2 separate regions of the Mus musculus genome follow, and region 1 is linked to region 2. Evidence: chromatin contacts called from ENCODE Hi-C or POLR2A ChIA-PET data. All regions are on one chromosome and are shown on one strand. The core of a region is the stretch at or near the end of the contact, and the rest is flanking DNA. Distances in the headings are between cores, read along the strand shown. Region 1 holds the start of Clptm1 (cleft lip and palate associated transmembrane protein 1). Region 2 holds the start of Relb (avian reticuloendotheliosis viral (v-rel) oncogene related B).

Region 1 (4,409 bases), core at 1,618-4,117, 36 kb after region 2:
ACTGCTCAGATTCACCATGACCACCTCAGACTCTATCTCAGCACGGCCTCTGGTTCAGCAACCATTCACTGCTGCAGAGATGCGTCAGGGTAGAGCACCTGTCAGTGATGGGCTAGGGCTGTAGCTCAGTGCGGGACTTGATAGGCATGCAGGAATCCTGGGAATTCACTGCCTAGACCACTAATAAAACAGAACAAAACAAAACTTCTTCCAACTTACCATCTCTGCCCAGCCTAAGCTGGGGGGGGGGGGGGGGGCGCTAGAGATACAGTACTGACCAAAAGTCCAGTGGAGGAGACAGACACAACACACAGTGGGCAGGCTGGCAGGCTGGGCCATCAGATAGGATGTGAGGATGACCCAGTCTGGGAGGATTTCTTTCTTAAGGAAACTTGAGGCCTGAGACCTAAGAATCATGTCAGGAAGCTGAGGCAGGAGGATTCTCAGTCTGAGGCTGGATTCACTCCATGGTGAGACTCTTGTCTTCAAACAAAACCAAAACCTGCCCATCCTCACGTGATCCTGCACGTGCAGTGTGTTTACAGCTGCCCCGGGGTGAGGACTGTGTGAACGAGCAGAAAAGAAGACCCGAGAGAGAGGGAAGAAGAGGGAAGACAGGCCAAGACTCCAAGGAAGAAGACTGGAAGCACTCACTCTAGTGGGTGAGGTTCACAGTCGAGGCCATTCTTCCAGTCAGCTGGCTCTCCAGCGCAGGTGATTCTGTCTCCATCACCCCTGCCCCCACCCCGAGAACATTTAGAAACTTCTAGAGACATTCTTGATTGTCAGGCCAGGAAAGGGTACACATGCTACTGACATAAGTATGCAAATACCATACTTATCACTGCACAGGGCAGCCCCACAGTGAGGAATTTGCCAACTCAAAGTGTCAATACCAAGGTGTTTTTAAGCTGGACAGTGGTGGCTCACAGCGGTATTCCCAGCACTTGGGAGGCAAAAGCAGGTGGATCTCAGAGTTCCAGGCCAGTCTGGGCTACAGAGTGAGTTCCAGAACTATAAAAACAAACAAGCCAGGGTATAATGGGCACACCTTTAATTCCAGCACTTGGGAGACAGAGGCAGGCAGAACTCTCTGAGTTCTAGACCAGCCAGGGCTACAAAAACGTGAGATGGCTACAAAGACAGTCTCAAAAAATTAATAAAAACGAAAAGGGGGGAGAGAAAAAGAAAAAGAACAAAGAAAGCCTAGTCTAGTCTAAAGAAAATAGTTCATGCCAGATCTTGATCTGCTTTAAAAAAAGAGAAAAAAGAAAAAGAAAAAAAAAATGTGTACTTTATCCTGAAGGCCAAAGTATGAGCATTAAAACTTTTCAAGCATAAGCTAGGATTAGAAGTAGACTGTCATCCCAGCACTTGGGAGGCTGAAGCAGAAGGGCCACCATCGGCCCTAGCTTCATAGGAAGACCCTGACCAAAGTCACAAAGCAAAGATTTAGAGCAGAGATGGGAACCAGAGAGGCTCCACATGTGACTGGAAGCTCAACAGTCTCTCACGCCACTGCCACCCAATAATCAACAGAAACTTACAGGAGCCAGTCCCAAGGACCAGAGGCTAGGACGTCCCTGCAGACCCCGCTGGTGTATTCACCACAGCAGGGATAAACCAGCAATTTCCTGAGCTGTGTGCACCCAAGGTCTGGTTGGAAATGCCAGAAAGACTCAGTCAGAAAAGGTGGGTTCTACCTCATCACTTGAGTGTATCTGTCCCCCTCCTTTGAGACCCTACAGCCCCTCATCCCGACTTCTGTCACTTCCCGAGTCTGTTTACGCTACCATCTCCTCTCCCACTCCCCTCACTGCAGGGACATGACTGGAGACATCTTTATAGCCATAAGGCTGGCCCTCTCGCCCAAGTCCTCCATTAACCACTGGGGAAATAAAGACCCAAAGGAAGAAAACTTGTCCAAGGTCACATCCAGTCAGCTACATGCACCCCTCCCAGTCGGTACTCCTCACCCCTGAGCTGCCTCCTACACGGCAGTGACATCCCAGTGGGTGGGTCGACAGCACCTTGCTTCCACTCCATCAATTCCAGCAGAAGCCTGCACGGTGCCTGAGTGAACTGCTATGCTCTGAGGTCTCAGTTTATTTGAGGTGGTAATGGGTTGGGAGGCAAACGCGCCTGGATCAATTATTTCTCTATTTATTTGATCAGCTTGGGCTAAAACAGCGCCCATCTCAGCCCAGACCACCCACAGTCAGCTTTTTCCTAGAACGGACACCAAAACTAACCTGGGTGACCTTCTACAAGCGCCTTCGTCTTGTCGTCCCTCGGATCCTTGTCTGTGAAATGGGTCGGTCGGCCTCCGCAGCCCATGCCCTCTACCCACCACAATTACCGTATTTGCCCTGAGCTTGAAAACTCTCAATTAACCAACCACTGCCCCCGATCTCGGGCACTGCGGAGCGGACCAGGAACACCAGCCCTCTCTAGAAACAGTGCTGGAGGCTGGAACCACACAGTCGAGGACCGAGTCTGCGCCCCTCCGCGCCACCCTCTCCTCCGCTCGAGCAAGGAGTCCGCTGGACGCCCGGCGCGAGCCTGCAGGAGACCCGGCGCGCAACAGGGCCGGGTTCCCGCCACCGTCCGGCCTCCTGGGCGGCCGGGCGCCGCCAGGGCCCAATATTCAAGGTCCCTCTGGGGCATGGAGCCCCCGGTGCACCGGGTTCCTCCAAAAAGGACAAGACACTCCCTGCAGGGGTGCCCCCCGCTGGGGAAGAGCCCCCTCAGGCACCTCTCGGCCTCCGTACCTGACCAGAGCTGCCTCCCCCGGCCGCCACCACGGCGCTGCCGGCCCCGTCCGCCTCCTGCGCCGCCGCCATCTTCCTGCTCCGGGTCCCCGCCCCCGCCGCCAGCCCCGCCCCGTCCCCGACGGCGCCAGCGCGATCGCGCGAGATTTTACGCTTAACCCGTCCCCACCAGGCTTCCGTATCAGAATGGAGCGCCTCAAGCCACGCCCTCTTGAAGGACCAACTAGGCCACCGTACTCGACGTCCGCCCCTTTCACCGCAATTTGGTTGTTTTGGTCTAGCAGGGAGTGACTTCTCCGAGTGCTTGAACTTTCTATAGCAGGAAATGCTCTTTTCATGGGTTCTACTTGTTACACTCGGCCAAGGTGGATGGTTATTTTTTTGATTGTATGGTCTTCCCAAGCAATTCCACCGCAGTTCGGATGGCCGTTTCTTCTCGGGTTTTACAAAGTCGATGGTTTCGGAGCTTTTCCGGCCACCGTAGCGATTCGCTAGAGCCACGCCCCTCTTGAAGAGAAAACCCCTCTCTGGCTGCGGATTTTCGACCTAAGGGGTGGTCATTACTTTGTTCTTTTCGCTTCTGATGCGATTTCCTTGTCTTAAGCTTTCGTCATCAACCCTCGGAGACTGTAGTTCATCCTTAGGCCGTATCTGCTTTCTTACGGACACCACACCTGGAAATGGGACCCTAGTCACTTTTTTCAAATAAAGACTCGTTTATTTGTTTTATGTACACGAGCACTGTATCTTTATGTCAGCAGAGGGCATCAGATCACCTTATAGATGGTTGTGAGCCACCGTGTGGTTGCTCGGAAGTAAACTCGGGACCTCTGGAAGAGCAGATATGCTCTTAGCCGCTGAGCCACCTTCATCCCGGACCTTAGCCGCTTTTAGGCCGCTTAGTTTAGCACTCGTCTTCCATTAGGGGTCTGTGCTTTCTTGCAAACCTCGAATCTTTAAACACAAAGACAGGATCTCATTCTGTAGCCCAGGCCGGCCTCAACTCCTGATCCTCCTGCCTCAGCCTCCAGAATACTGGGATTAAAACATAACATACATGAGAGTAATAATCCTATTTTCTCCTTTTGTTTGTTCGTTTTGATGGGTAAAGGGAAAGGTCTTGAAATGAAGCCCTGGCTGTGGCAAGCATAGAACTTGCGGCATCTTCTAGCCTCATCCTCAGGAGTGCTAGGAGTGCTATCGGGGATTACAGGTTATGTCTCAGCACATTAAACAAGTGAGAGACCAATTCCTTTGGGTTCAGACTCCATCTCAGAGAATCTGACTTAAGATTGAACTCAAGTAAACTAACAGGCCGGTACCTAGCACTAGTTCTAGGCTACACCGCAACAAGAGCTTGAATAAAAAGATCCTAATGCAATTGCTTTGGATTTGGCTCCTTGGTGGTCTTTTTGGGGTTCACGAACGTTTGTTTCATGGCACAGCACAAGAACACCATGATTTTACATTAGATACAAAATCTCTCAAATTGTTAGCTACAAAGTTAGTGAATTATATCAGTTACAAAAAGTTCTCAAATTTTATAGTAACTAAAAAGTCAAAGATTGTTAGACCACAATCAAGGACTGGGAGTGTTGGTGCTCGACTTTAGTCTCAGCACTGAGAAGGCAGAAGCCA
Region 2 (4,489 bases), core at 413-2,912:
TATTGCCAGAGAAATGTGGGGGTGGAGTACAGACAGAGTACCAACAGACAAAGCTTGCAAAGTGGGTACACTCATTCCCTCTCCACGGGGGCTCCTCCAATCCCATTTCCTACAAGCAGGTGGGCAGGGGCTGTGGGGGTTGCTCACCTGTGGTCCTGGAGACCGTTAGTGACAGGGAAGAGAGGTCACTGGAACCTGTGAGATGGAGACCTGGATTAACAAACAATGCAGGACCAGAGACTCTGATGAGCCTGCTCCTCTCTCTGGCTTGGTCCCTTGAATAAAGTCCCTCCTCCTTACCGAGCTCAGGTGCAGGCCAGCCTTCTCTAACTCCTTTTTTTTTTTCTTGGTTTTTCGAGACAGTGTTTTTCTGTATAGCCCTGAGCTGTCCTGGAACTCACTTTGTAGACCAGGCTGGCCTCGAACTCAGAAATCCGCCTGCCTCTGCCTCCCAAGTGCGCCACCACAACCGGCTCTTCTCTAACTCTTGAAAAAAGTTCTGGCTTTTCGTTTCTGCCTTTGACTCCGCCAATCATCACTCAATATCCGCTACTTTCCCCATTAAGGTGGGACTTGGAGGACTCCTGATGCCTCAGGAAAACCCCCGTCTCCGTTCTTCCCTCAGGGCGAAATCCGAGCCCCAATACTTCGTCACTGGAGAACTTTCCTCTCCCCCATCTCGCTGCAGGCCCCGCCCCTTTTCAATCCCATCGTCAGGCCCCGCCCTTCGTTTTCTAAACAGGCCCTGCCCTTTCCCTAGACCTGCCACTACGCCCCACTTTCCCCCACCCCAACCCAAGGGTAAGTCCCGCCCACTCACTGAGCCACACACCTCTTCTTGCTCTTGGAGCCTGACCCCGCCCCTATTTCCTGTCAAGCACAGTCCTGGATCCTCCTCCTCGAGGTCAGGCACCGCTCCTCCTTAAATCTTGAAGCTGGGCCCCGCCTCTTTCTTTGCCTCTAAAGGCCTAAGCCTTGCGGGAGAAGGGTCCCCCTTGTTTGGAGAGAATAAAGCCACTTCCTCGAATTAGGCTCCGCCCCTTACTCCTAAGAGCAGCCTCACCCACTCTGTAAACCAGAAGCCTCCTCTGAGTTTGCCCCGCCCCTGTGTGTATGGCTCCTCCCCTTCAGAGTTATGCCCCGCCCCTCCTCTCGACCGCCGCCCGGCCCGCCCCCTTCTTTGCCTCAGGCTCAGGCCCCGCCCCCTTCTCACTCCTTAGCGGGACGCCTAGCCTGTATCTCCCCGGCAAGACCCTTCACCATCCTCTACCTTCTGCCTTATCCCTCGCGCAGTGTCCCCGCCACCCTTGTACTCTCCGCACCGAAGCGCGAATCCTGCGGAAACCCGCAGATGACTCCGAGCGCCCCGAACTCCCCGAGCCCGAGCCCCGCCCCAGAGGTTCCACTCTGCTTACCCAAGGCCCCTAGCTCGGGCGCGGACTCTCTGGCAGCGCGGCGACTCGGCATGGCCCGGCCCGTAGGGACCGACAGCCCGAAGGCCAGCTCAGGGCGAGCGCACACGAGGGCAAGCCGGGCAGTCGGACAGCCCGGTCGGCTGGGACGATCACCGGCCGGGCAAGCGGTGCAAGGCTAGGGCCGAAGGCCGGGCTGGACGCACGGCGCCCGGGGCTGCGGGGGGCGCCGGGCCGAGCGGGCGGCGGGCGGGGGCGGGGCGGCGGAATTCCCCGGCGCCGCCGGCCTGCGCACCCATTGGCTCGTACCCCTCCGTGACGTCACGTCAAAGGGAATGGGAAAACCCCCGCTGCTCACGTGACTGCGGGGGCGGGGTCGGCCGGGAAGCGAAGGCTTGGCACTTCGCAGGGTCCGGGTGCGAGTCGCTGCCCATTGCCTTGGCCAAGACCACTGAGGTCCGTCCGGGTCCACTTGCGCCCTACCCACAGAACAAGCTGAGAAATGGGCATTCCATTTCCCCTACGAGGGCTTGAACCTGCTATCTTTCAGGCTGGCAAATGAAGCCAGGAGTGGGAAGTTAGCAGCCATTGATAATTTGTTTGAAGTAAAATTTACATAGGGTCTCATCTTGCCCAGACCGATGACCTTGAACTGCAGATCCTTTTGCCCCCATGGATCCTTCAGATTCGTCCCTCCACAGTGCTGGGACGACAGGCATGAACCACCACCTAGTCTATGCAGCACTGAGTGTTGAACCCAGGGCTTCATGAATACTGAGCTACAGTCCCAGCCCGTTGGTGATATATGGCACCTATAACCTATAGAAACCTATAGAAACTTGTATGTTCCATTCCCCTTCTATCATAGCATGTGTGATCAATGATTCAAGCAACCTACGCATAATTAAGCACTTGCCATATGCTGCAGCCTGTAATGAAAACTAGGGTACAGCATTACTAAAACCAGGCCCACTTCTTGCTCCAGAGGCAGAAAACTGCAGCAGTGAATGATGTGGCACCGGTATCTACTGTTGCACACCAAAGCAAAGAGCATTGTTTTGGTTTTGCTATGTAGCTCTGGTTGACATTGAATTCATGATAATCCATCTGCTTCAGCCTGAGTCCTGGGGATCCCAGGCACCTACCATCACGTCCAGCTTAGAGCAAACCTTTTCTTGCAATGAAAGACATTAGGCTCAGGCTTTGAGAACCAAATGGTCTTAATTTTCAAATGTGCCATCTTACATAAACAGCCAAGGACCAGAAACAGGGATGTGGCTATGTTCTATTAGAACATAATTTGATAAATATAGAAATGGGAATATCATGTAACTTTCACACTGAATCATATTCTTTTTCACTTTGTACCAGAGGGAAATGTTCCAGTGTCATAAGCAAGCCCAGGAGTGGACATCTCCCATAGAATAAGCTTGCCAGTCACACACACACACACACCAATCACTGCTTTCCTTGAGGTTTTCCAACTGTAGTGCTGAGGATGTGGCTTGTGATAGAATGCTTGTCTAGCATGTATGAGATTCTAGGCTGTGTTCTCAGCAGCACACAGAAAGATATTGTAGCCACAATATGCCCATTCTGGACAGACAGAGGCAGGAGATCCACTGACAAGTAGTGAGTTCCACTGCATAGCAGGCCCTTGTCTCAACGCAAACCAACAAAATAAAACAAAAAAGAAGGGGGAGAAGAGGGGGAAAATTGGGCTGGTGGTGTGGCTTAGTGGTAGAGCACCTGCCTAGCATGTTGGAGGACCTGTGTTGATTGCCTGGATCTGAGACACGACTGTGAATTCAAAAGCAAAACTGAGAGCCAGGTATGACAGCTCACACGAGTAACTTAAAACACTTGAAAGTCTGAGGCAGGAAATCACCACGAGTTCTAGGCCAGTCTGGACTACTTATAGCAAGACCCTGAATGAAAAGACAAGCAATCTCTCTCAAGAGAGTTGTAATTGGAAGGTCCTGAATCAAATATCCTGTGTTCAAATACTAGGTTTCCTGGACAATTATGCAATTCCAGGCAACTGATTTCACCACTCTGGACTTGAGTTTCTTAACAGGATGGCTTTAAAGACTTAAGGAGGTAGTCTAGTTGACTCTTGACACAGGTCTTCCATGCACCTGCACTATTCAAACTACTAAATACTTGTTAGGGTACATACACCAGGCTGGCCTCTGACTCCTGAGTACCATGATTAAATGTGTGTGATCCCATGGCCAGCTGGGAAAAAAAAAAACAACTGAGTTTCTCATCTGGAGGTACAGAATATCACAAACTTCAAAGAGCTGTTGTGAACACACACACACACACACACACACACACACAGCAACAATGCTGGACACTGTTCTCAAAGTTGGGGACAGTACATGGTGCATCCATGGTGTTTTCCATTTTTTATTCTTTCAAACAAGGTGTTAAATAGCCCAGGCTGGCCTCAGACCCAGCTTCTATTTCTGGTTGTGAGCCTAGCCTGTAACAGAGGAGCCATCTCTCCAGCCCCTCAGACCCAACTCAAAGCAGTGAGGATGACTTTGATGTCCTGACCCTTCTGCCTCCACCTCCCAAGTGCCAGGATTACAAGTGTGTGCCACTATGCCAAGTCTTGTTTTGTAGCCCAGGCTAGCTGAAAGTTTTTAAATCTGGATTGACCTCTCAAAATCAAGGATGGGGAATAACCACTGTGCCCAACACTACCTAGAATTCTGCTAAGTTGTGAGCTCCTCAGAACTGCCATGGAATGCTGGTCCTACTGTGTACACAGAACTGTTTTGTGCTGTTTGCCCAGACAGACTTGCGAAGGGTTAATAGAGACCCATCCACCAGTACCCCAATAAGGGCACTGGATATGTCCAGATGTCCGTGAAAGCAAATGGCACCAGAGTGGCTAGGATACAGTCATGTTTTCACAGGTCTTGGTCCAGTGAAGGAAGTCTCCTTGCCATGATGTACCAGTGGGCAGAGCCTCAGGACTAGGCGGTAAGGGGTGCCTGGGAACACCACCAATTGTATCCTGAAGGTACTTGTGTCCCAGAAAGGACTTGAGAGACTGGGGCTAGAGG

Evidence for each region. A loop is a pair of places that touch in the nucleus more often than their neighbours do. ChIA-PET counts read pairs that join two places held with the same protein, here RNA polymerase II (POLR2A).
Region 1: a map of left cerebral cortex shows a loop between it and region 2 (7-fold over the local background). The contact joins the promoter of Clptm1 here to the promoter of Relb in region 2. A Hi-C loop is called at or near these places in 4 of 37 maps with a recorded cell type or tissue (heart, left cerebral cortex and mature B cell). POLR2A ChIA-PET finds 5 or more read pairs at or near these places in 4 of 5 experiments (Patski and embryonic stem cell).

Annotation. Positions count from the first base shown.
Region 1 is chr7:19,662,163-19,666,571 of GRCm38, forward strand. Clptm1 (cleft lip and palate associated transmembrane protein 1) reads right to left here and starts at 2,868. Exons shown (of 14, transcript NM_019649.2): 1 at 2,772-2,868. The coding sequence starts at 2,843.
Region 2 is chr7:19,627,776-19,632,264 of GRCm38, forward strand. It overlaps Relb (avian reticuloendotheliosis viral (v-rel) oncogene related B), which reads right to left and starts at 1,663. Exons shown (of 12, transcript NM_009046.2): 1 at 1,416-1,663; 2 at 148-195. The coding sequence starts at 1,467. Clptm1 (cleft lip and palate associated transmembrane protein 1) reads right to left here. Exons shown (of 14, transcript NM_019649.2): 14 at 3,805-4,489.